Linked DNA regions of Homo sapiens: region 2 is linked to region 1. A link is an interaction called in ENCODE POLR2A ChIA-PET data of the cell type or tissue named here. Cell type or tissue: K562. All regions are shown on one strand. Region 1 overlaps SLC5A11 (solute carrier family 5 member 11). Region 2 has its middle 9.1 kb from the start of TNRC6A.

Region 1 (5,000 bases):
CAACCTCCTTAACCTCCCTGATCCTCCAGTCCCCACCTGAGACCACAGGTGTGCACCACCACATCCAGCTAATTTTCCATTTTTCATAGAGTGGGGTCTTGCTTTGTTGTCCAGGCTGGTTTCAAGCTACTGGCCTCAAATGATCTTCCCACCTCTCTGTCTGTATTCTTTAGTATTTAAAAAGTATTCTTATACTTCACATTTTTTTCATAATGCTTCTTCTACCTGGAGATCTTGTTCATCGATTTTGCCTAAGACACAGCAAACCCTTCACACCTAGCTAGATATATCATCCTCCTTCTAAGAAAAGTTTTCTTTTGTGATTACTTTAATTATTTACTTTGTTCCATTTTTTTCTGACCTTTTTTCTAAGAATAAACATTTCTCAAAAAGCAAAAACAGAAAGAAAGAAAAAGAATAAACATTTCTCAAATGGTATATCTCTGCTCTCTATCTTCTATATTTGTCATCTTTTCTTTTATAATTTTATTATTTATCCCTTTTCTCTGCATTTTATTAGAACTCCTGTTTGTTTTCAGCCGGGCGTGGTGGCTCATGCCTATAATCCCAGCACTTTGGGAGGCCAAGGCGGGCAGAAGATGAGGTCAAGAGATGGAGACCATCCTGGTGAAGATGGTGAAACCCCGTCCCTACTAAAAATACAAAAATTAGCTGGGCATGGTGGCGTGTGTCCGTAGTCCCAGCTACTTGGGAGGCTGAGGCAGGAGAATCGCTTGAACCCGGGAGGTGGAGGTTGCAGTGAGCCAAGATCATGCCACTGCACTCCAGCCTGGGTGACAGAGCGAGACTTCATCTCAAAAAAAAAAAAAAAAGAACTCCTATTTGTTTTCATCCTGGGTTTGATTTTCTTTAGCGTTTGTTCTGCTCTTTACATCCACCTGTGGGGAGTTTAATTCTGCTAATTTTTTTAGAAAATTTTAGAAAATGTATTGTAATCTTCTGTAATCTTTTTCCTTTTTATCCGCTTCTATTCTCCCTTCACCTCAGTTTGTCCTCTACTTCTATCTTTCATACATGTTTCATAGAGTTCAGGATTCCAAGCATGGCACTCTCTTGATATTTTCTTCTGAGTCCTAAAATATATAATTTTCAGCACTATATTCTGCCATCTTTCAGGATTTTGATCCCTTTCGCTTTTCTGTGTTTTCTATATTAGTTTTCATAGCCTTTTTTTTTTTTTTTTTTTTTTTTTGAGACAGGGTCTCACTCTGTCTCAAAGCGAGACCAGGCCGGAGTGCAGTGGCACAATCTCAGCTCACCGCAGACTCAACCTGCCAGGCTCAAGCCATCCTCCCACCTCAGCCTGTCAGGTAGCTGGGACTACAGGCACATGCCACCAAACCTGGGTAAGTTTATGTTTATTTTTTGTAGAGACAGTCTCACTATGTTGCTCAGGCTGGTCTCAAACTCCTGAGCTCAAGCGATCCTCTTGCTTTGGCCTCCCAAAGTGCTGGGATTACAGGTGTGAGCCACCACACTCGGCCTTTGTTGTAGTCTTTAAGGCTTAATGAGTGGCTTACCTCTAAAAGATAGAAACCTGTGGAGAGTAGTGTCCCCCGCTTAACAATAATAAGAAGTTGGCTAATCAACAAAATAACTTCCCCTGAACCTATCAGAGAGCTGAGGCCATAGAGCAACCAACTGGCCTGAGATCTCAGAAAACACAGGAGCCTCCAAAGAGACATGACCGTTGGCAGCAAAACAAAGACAGGATCACCACACAAGCTGGTACGAAGAATTGGGCGAATATTTTGAAATGAAATGCTAAAGTCTAGGTGTGGGCTAGTGCTAGAGTTTAAAGCTTCTGGGCTGGATGCAGTGGCTCACGCTTGTAATTTCAGCACTTTGGGAGGCCGAGGCAGGTGATTGCTTGAGCCCAGGTGTTTGAAACCAGCCTGGGCAACATGACGAAACCCCATCTATTTAAAAAAATGAAAAAAATTAGCCAGGGATGGTGGTGCACACCTGTGGGCCCAGCTACTTGGGAGGCTGAGGCGGGAGGATTGCTTGAGCCCAGGAGGCAGAGGTTGCAGTGAGCCAAGACTGTGTCACTGCACTTCAGCCTGGGTGGCAGAGTGATACCCTGTCTCGAAACAAACAAACAACAACAAAAACCTCTGTAAGGAAAAGCTGTCTCTTCACATTCTTTTATTTATTCATTCAGTTATTTTTCCATATTAGTATAGAAAGAGATTTTTACTTGAAAAAAAAAAAAACAGTGCCAGGTGGGGCAGCTTGGGGAGGCTGAGGCAGGAGAATCACTTGAGGCCAGGAGTTTGAGATCAGCCTGGGCAACATAGTGAGACTCTATCTCTACAAAAAAAAAAAAAAAAAACAAAATAAAAAAGCAATTAGCTCGACATAGTGGCCTATGTCTGTAGTCCCAGCTACTCAGGAGGCTGAGGTGAGAGAGTCACTTGAGCCCAGGGGCTCAAGGCTGCAGTGAGCAATCATCACAGCACTGCACTCCAGCCTGACTGACAGAGCAAGATCCTGCCTCAGAACAAAAAACAAAAACAAAAACAGTAAGTTTCCACAATAAGCACATTTCTCTTCTAGCTAAAATAACCGTGCCTCAAGCAAAGCACCTGTGACAAAAAATTCCCCAGTAGTATGCTCTTTGACAGCTAGGTTTGCCGTTCACAGTGTGGAGAGCAGATATCCCTGCTGGAGAGAGGTGCTGTTGTCCGCCCCAGTGACCCGGGGACCCCACTTACTGTAGCCCATCAAGGTGAGCGCTCCTATAAGCATGATCAGCGTCTGCAGGGCATCCGTGTAGATCACAGCAGCCAGGCCACCTGGTGGGATGAGCACGGAGGTGAGGGTCAGGGAGTCTAACGAGAAGGGGTTACTCTGGGTCACCAAGGGAACCTGGAAGGCCAGGACCCGATGGGAGATTTCTTAGTGCTGACTGATTGCAAAGATGGCCACGATCACTCCTCCCTGTGTGCACGCCCATTTTGCAATGTGACTTTGCTGCTCCTTTCACGTTGAGGTGAAGTTGATTTCTCCGCTTCTCACATGGGCTTGGCCACGTGACTTGCTTTGACCAATAGAATGTGGGGGAAGTGGTATGGGCCTCAAGGAGCCCTGCAGCTTCTGCACTTACTCTCCTGTTGCCCTGAGACCATTTGCTTTAAGAAGCCAGGTCTAACCTAGTGAAGGAAGAGGGCCCCCACGGAGGGGAAGCCCAGTCGACAGCCCAAGCTAACACCAGCCATGTGAGTGAGGCCATCCTCTTCCAGCCAGTTGCTCCACCTAACACCGAACTATAATTCGCAGAGCCAGGTTAGACTAGCAAATATCCACCCAGGAACCCATGGACTTGTGGGGAATAATAAACCATTGATTTTTCAAGCCCCTCAATTTGTGGGTGGTTTTTTAACACAGCAATTTTCAACTGATATAGGAAGTGGTGCTTAGGCCACAGTCCCCAAGCTCTGAACACCTTTAGTTATTTATTATTTATTTATTTATTTTTTAGAGCCAGGGTCTCACTCTGTCAACCCAGGCTGGAGTGTAGTGGCGTGATCATAGCTCACTGCAGCCTAGACTTCCTGGGCCCAAGTGATTGTCCTGTCTCAGTCCCCCAAGTAGCTAGGACTATAAGCATGAGCCACCATGCCTGGCTAATTTTTAACTTTTCTCTAGAGATGGAGTCTTGCTATGTTGCCCAGGGTGGGCCCGAACTCCTGGCTTCAAACAGTCCTCCTGCCTCGGCCTCCCAAGGTGCTGGGATTACGGGTGTAAGCAACTACACCCAGCCAACACCTTTATTTTTAAGACTGGATAAAGGATGTGAGTATTAGGTATTCAGAGGCCCCCTAGACTTCCTGGAGAGGATCGTGATGGTGCCTCAGAGGATTCTTGTTGGGTTTGCCACCTGCAAAAATCTTCGAAATGGGCTGGGAAAGATGGCTCATGCCTGTAATCCCAGCACTTTGGGAGGCTGAGGCAGACAGATCACCTGAGGTTAGGGGTTCAAGACCAGCCTGGCCAACATGGTGAAACCTTGTCCCTACTAAAAATACAAAAATTAGCCAGGTGTGATGGGGCATGCCTGTAATCCCAGCTACTCGGGAGGCTGAGACAGGAGAATCACTTGAACCCAGGAGGCAGAGGTTGCAGTGAGCCAAGATCGTGCCACTGCACGCCAGCCTGGGCAACAGAGCGAGACTCCATCTCAAAAGAATAAATAAATACATAAAAATTCATAATGATGATCCTGGTAGCAAATCCATCAGCATCTGGAAAGAGCAATCTTTCCAGTCTCTTCCTTAAACCTCTGTTCTTCCTCCTTCCCTGAGGAGAAGGGACACTTATCCAATAGAAACATGTCTACTAGAGGGCACAGTCACTGTACAATTTAAAAACCCTGTGCCCGTGGGTGAGGTGCTCTCCAGGATCCCTCCTTCCTTCCCAGCAGGAATAGGGCTCTCACAAAGGGGAGGAGAACTGGCTTTGATTCTGGCCTCAGTTCCCTGCCGTTCACGCATGCAGTGAGTCAGCCTGAGTGTGGTGAGATCCTGGTGTTGGGTACCACTTAACCCCACCATCCTTTCTATATTAACAGTGATGAGAATCTCTCATATGCCAGGCACTGTGGGGATCATTTTGTTCAGTCTTTCACCAAATAGCCGGTGAGCTCCCCACCAAGTTCTACGTGGTAGGGATGCAGAGGCCAACAAAATGGCATGTTCCCTGCCCTCATAGAGTCTACAGTCTAATGGGGGACACAGACCTCCAAACAAGGAACACCAACATTCATCAGCTATGGCAGCCTGCCCTCCCCTTTTCCCCTGCCCCAGGCACATTGCTTCTGCTAGTTCTGAGAACTCAGCCAAGGTCTTTCTGTATCAGGGGACTTTGCATATGTTAGATTTTGTCAATTTTCTGTTTAGAGCATCCAATAGTATTCCATGGCACTTAGAACAAATGTAAGGCTCATTTTGTTTCCTTCAAAGCTCTGGTCCCTGCCC
Region 2 (5,000 bases), 160 kb after region 1:
ATATGGACCTGACCCTTTCCCAGTTTTCCCCCAAGTCGGTAATAACACCACCAGTCACTTAGCTGCCCCAGCCAGAAACCTAAGTGTTAGTTCTGACTCTTCCCTGCCTCTCATGCAATGTATAAGCAACTCGTCTGGTCTCTAATCTGCTTTCTTTGTCTTCTCTTCCTGTGTTTCTCCACTGCCATACCGTAGAACACCCCTAAAACTCCAAAGATTCATTCTCTTTGCCTCTTTTTTGTTGTGGTGGTATAATTCGTATACAATAAAAGTCACACTTTATTTAAGAGTTGTGGCTCACACCTGTAATCCCAGCACTTTGGGAGGCCGAGGCAGGTGGATCATTTGGGGTCAGGAGTTCAAGGCCAGCCTGACCAACATGGTGAGACCCTGTCTCCACTAAAAATACAAAAATTAGCCGGGTGTGGTGGCGGGTGCCTGTAATCCCAGCTACTTGGGAGGCTGACGTAGAGAATCACTTGAACCCGGGAGTGGAGGTTACAGTGAGCCAAGATCATGCCACTGCACTCCAGCCTGGGCGACAGAGTGAGACTCTGTTTCAAAATAAATAAATAAATAAATAAGTAAATAAATAAATAAATAGTTGGGGTCTTGCTCTGTCACCCAGGCTAGGGTGTAGTGGCATAATCATAGCTCGTTGCAGCCTCAAACTCCTGGGCTCAACTGATCCTCCCGTCTCAGCTTCCCAAGTAGCAAGAATGAGAGGTGTGTGTCACCATGCTCAGCTAAATTTTTTATTACTTTTTATAGAGATGGGTTCTTGCTGTGTTGCTCAGGCTGGTCTTCAATGCCTGGCCTCTAGTGATCCTCCCACCTTGGCCTCCCAAAGCACAGGAGTTACAGGCATACTCACACTTTTAAAGTGAAAAATGTAATGCATTTTGACCAATAAATATGCCCATGTAGCGACTACCACAATCACTATATAGAACACTTTTATCACTACAGAAAATTCCCTCGCGCCCCTTCTCAGTGACTCACCTGTTGTCCTCCCACAGACACCTACCACCAGGAAACCGCTTTTCTGATTCACATCACCACAAATTAGTGCTGTCTGTTTTAGATCCTCATAAAAATGAAGTCATACTGTGTATATTCTTTTGGGCTTGACTCCTCTTGCTAAACGTGCCTGTGAGAGTCATTCATATGATTGCGTGTATTAAGTTCGTTCCTTTTTATTGCTGCCAAGTATTCTGTTGAATGGATATACCACAGTTTGTTTACTCATCCTTTTGTTTTAAAATAATAATAATCCACTTCCCGGGCTGAAGCCATCTTCCCACCTCAGCCTCACGAGTAGCTGGGACCAAAGGCATGCACCACCAGGCCGGGCTAATTTTTGTATTATTTGTAGAGATGGGGTTTTGCCACGTTGTCCGGGCTGATCTCAAACTCTTTGGGCTCAAGCAATCCACCCGCCTCAGCCTCCCAAAGTGCTGGGATTACAGGCATAAGGCATGGCACCTGGCCCTACTATCATTATTGTTTGTAGAGACAGGTTTTCATCATGTTGCCCAGGCTAGTCTCAAACTCCTGGGCTCAAGGGATCCACACACCTCAGCCTCCCAAAGTGCCAGGATTACAGGCATGAGCCACCGCACCCAGCCTCTTCCTTGTGTTAATTGACATTTGGGTTGTTTCCAGTTTGGGGCTATTATGAGTAAATCTGGTATGAACAGTTTTTGTACAAGTCTATTTTTGTGGACAGTGGGCATGTGTTTCTATTTCTCTTGGATAAATACCCAGAAATAGAATTACTGGATCACAAGGTAAGTGTATATTTGACTATATAAGAAACTAGAAAACATGTCTAAAATGGTTGTACCCGGTTGCATCTCAACCTCATCAAGAGTTCTAGTTGCTGCCTCTCCTCAGCAGCTTTGCAGGTGTTCATTCTTAGCCCATCAACACCGTTCTCCATACAGCAGCCTTAATTTTTTTGAGACAGTCTCGCTCTGTCACCCAGGCTAGGGTGCGGTGGCATGATCTCGGCTCACTGCAAGCTCCACCTCCCGGGTTCATGCCATTCTCCTGCCTCAGCTTCCCGAGTGGCTGGGACTACAGGTGCCTGCCACCATGCCTGGCTAATTTTTTTGTTTTTTTTTTTCTGTTTGTTTGTTTTAGTAGAGACGGGGTTTCACTGTGTTAGCTAGGATGGTCTCGATCTCCTGACCTCGTGATCCACCCGCCTCAGCCTCCCAAAGTGCTGGGATTACAGGCGTGAGCCACTGAGCCCAGCCCAGCCTTAATTCTTTTTCTTTTTTCTTTTTTTTTTTTCTTTCTTTCTTTTTTTTTTTTTTTTGAGATGAAGTTTTGCTCTTCTCGCCCAGGCTGTAGTGCAATGGCATGATCTCGGCTCACTGCAACCTCTGCCTCCCAGCCACAAGTGATTCTCCTGCCTCAGCCTCCTGAGTAGCTGGGATTACAGGAGCCTGCCACCATGCTTGGCTAATTTTTTTGTATTTTTAGTAGAGACGGGGTTTCACCATGTTGGCCAGGCTGGTCTCGAACTCCTGACCTCAGGTGATCTGCCTGTCTTGGCCTCCCAAAGTGCTGGGATTACAGGCTTGAGCCCCCACACCTGACCTCTTTTTCTTTTTTTGAGACAAGGTCTAGCTGTGTCACCCAGACGGGTGTGATCACAGCTCACTGCAGCCTCCAATTCCCAGGCTTAAGTGATCGTCCTGCCTCAGCCTCCTGAGTAGCTGGGACTACAGGTGTGAGCTGCCATGCCTGGCTAATGTTTATTATTATTATTTGTAGACAGGGCCTTGTTATGTTGGCCAGAGTGGTAATTTTTCTGAAAAGGAAAAGTGAGATCATCTTCTTTTCTGCTTAAAATAGTAGAAAGGATTTCCAGGGCTCTCGATTTAAAGCCTGATACCTTTAACATGTTCTATAACATCTCCCTGATGTTATCTTATAGTCCTTCTCTCTTGCCTACCATGCCTCAGGCAAGCCTGCTCCTCCTCATCTTTCCCCTCTCAATCCAAATGTAACTTCCTCAGGACTTTCCTGACCAGCACCTGCCTTAACTCAAAAGGTCTCCCTCCCAGTTATATATTCTAAAGACATCCTCTACACCTTCATAGCATTCATCACATTTCTAATGAAATATTACTGTCGCTTGTTTAAATTTTTTTTTTTTTTTTTGAGACAAGGTCTCACTCTGTTGCCTGAGCTTGAGTGCAATGGTGCAATTATAGCTCACTGCAGCCTTGAACTCCTGGGCTCAAGTGATCCTCCTGCCCCAACCTCCTGAGTTGCTGGGACTACAGACGGACACTACCACACTCAACTAATTTTTATTTTTTTTTTATTTTTTTAATTTTTTTGAGATAGGGTCTCATTCTGTCACCCAGGCTAGAGTACAGTGGCATGACTGCAGCTCACTGCAACCTCTGCCTCCCAGGTTCAAGTGATTCTCACCCTCAGCCTCCTGAGTAGCTGGCATTACAGGGACCTGTCGCCACACCCAGATAATTTTTATATTTTTAGTATAGATGGGGTTTCACTATGTTGGCCAGGCTGGTCTTGAACTCCTGACCTCAGGTGATCTACCCACCTCCCAAAGTGTTGGGATTACAAGCGTGAGCCAGCAAGCCCAGCACCAACTGATTTTTAAAATTTTTTGTAGAGATAGGATCTCCCTACGTTGCCCAGTCTCAAACTCTTGAACTCCTGAGCCTAAATGATCCTCTCACCCTGGCCTCCCAAAGTGCTATGATTACAAGTGTCTGCCACTGCCCCTGGCTTTGTTTAATCTTTGGTACTCCTGATTTTTTTGTAAGCGCCAGGAGAGCAAAGGCCATATCTGCCTAGTCATCAGTACATCTCCACCTCTAGCACAATGCCTAGTACATATTAGGCCCTCAATAATACTTATTAAATGAATAAATAATTTTCCATAGTCTGCTTATCTCTTTTTTTCCTTTTTCTTTTCTTTTTTTTTTTTTGGAGACAGAGTCTTGCTCTGTCACCCAGGCTGGAGTACAGTGGTGCGATCTCGGCTCACTGCAACCTCCGCCTCCTGGGTTCAAGCAATTCTCCTGCCTCAGCCTCTTGAGTAGCTGGGATTACAGACACCCACCACCATGCCCGGCTAATTTTTGTATTTTTAGTAGAGACGCAGTTTCACCATATTGGACAGGCTGGTCTCAAACTCCTGACCTCAGGTGATCCGCCCGCCTCAGCCTCCCAAAGTGCTGGGATTACAGGTGTGAGCTACTGCACCCAGCCTGCTTATCTCTCTCAATCCAGAAATCCACATCACCACCAAAGAGGTCTTTCTAACTAGTTAATCTGATAAGGTCCTGCTGGTGCTATGAATTCTTGAATGGCTACATTCTATAGAATTATACCTGAAACCCCTTGTGTAGCGTAAAAGATTCTTCAAGAACTCTTGCTACCTAACCTGGCATATTTCTGACAATCCCTATATTGTGCTTCAGCAATAGTGAATTATTACTAGTTTATTGTGTTTTTCAAAGCCTCTATGACTTGAACATGTTATTTCCTCTGAATGGAAGTCCTCTCCTATTATGTCTACCTAACAAACTCCTGCTTCAAAGCCCAGTTCAAATGCTACCTCCCTTGGTAAGCCTTCCCTGAAATGCTCTGGATCTCATAAGAATACAGATGTGAGTCAAGTACCAATAGAAATATAGCTATCATTCCTGCCCCCTCCTATTCAGGTGGAAACACAGTCCTCTGAAAAGAACGCCTTGAGCATTTAGGGCTGGAATCTCACATGCTCTCGTGAGATAACTCATTTTATCCAGGCACTGCCAGCAGAGAAGGCTTCTGGGAGTGGAGACTTGTCTGCTGCATTCAGTGTTGTATTCTCCAGTACCTAGAGTAGTGCCTGGGAAGTATTAAGTTTGGAATTCATATTTGTTGAATACGAAGAATGAACAGGCAGGCCGTGGGGGCACATGCCTGTAGTCCCAGCACTTTGGGAGGCTGAGGTGGGTGGATCA

Evidence for each region. Peaks named below come from ENCODE experiments on the same cell type or tissue, not always from the same donor. Only the 100,000 strongest peaks of a DNase experiment are listed, where the experiment ranks them.
Region 2: POLR2A ChIA-PET joins it to region 1 with 5 read pairs; 2 of 35 experiments call an interaction of 5 or more read pairs at or near these places.

What each region holds. Positions count from the first base shown.
Region 1 is chr16:24,881,870-24,886,869 of GRCh38, reverse strand. SLC5A11 (solute carrier family 5 member 11) reads right to left here. Exons shown (of 17, transcript NM_001352248.3): 9 at 2,739-2,819. Among named protein-coding and RNA genes, the nearest start is that of SLC5A11, 38 kb to the right of the region's middle. In K562, no CTCF peak of the experiment used is centred here; a DNase peak (open chromatin) is centred at 3,069.
Region 2 is chr16:24,718,015-24,723,014 of GRCh38, reverse strand. It overlaps a transcript of TNRC6A not described here. Among named protein-coding and RNA genes, the nearest start is that of TNRC6A, 9.1 kb to the left of the region's middle. In K562, no CTCF peak of the experiment used is centred here; no DNase peak of the experiment used is centred here.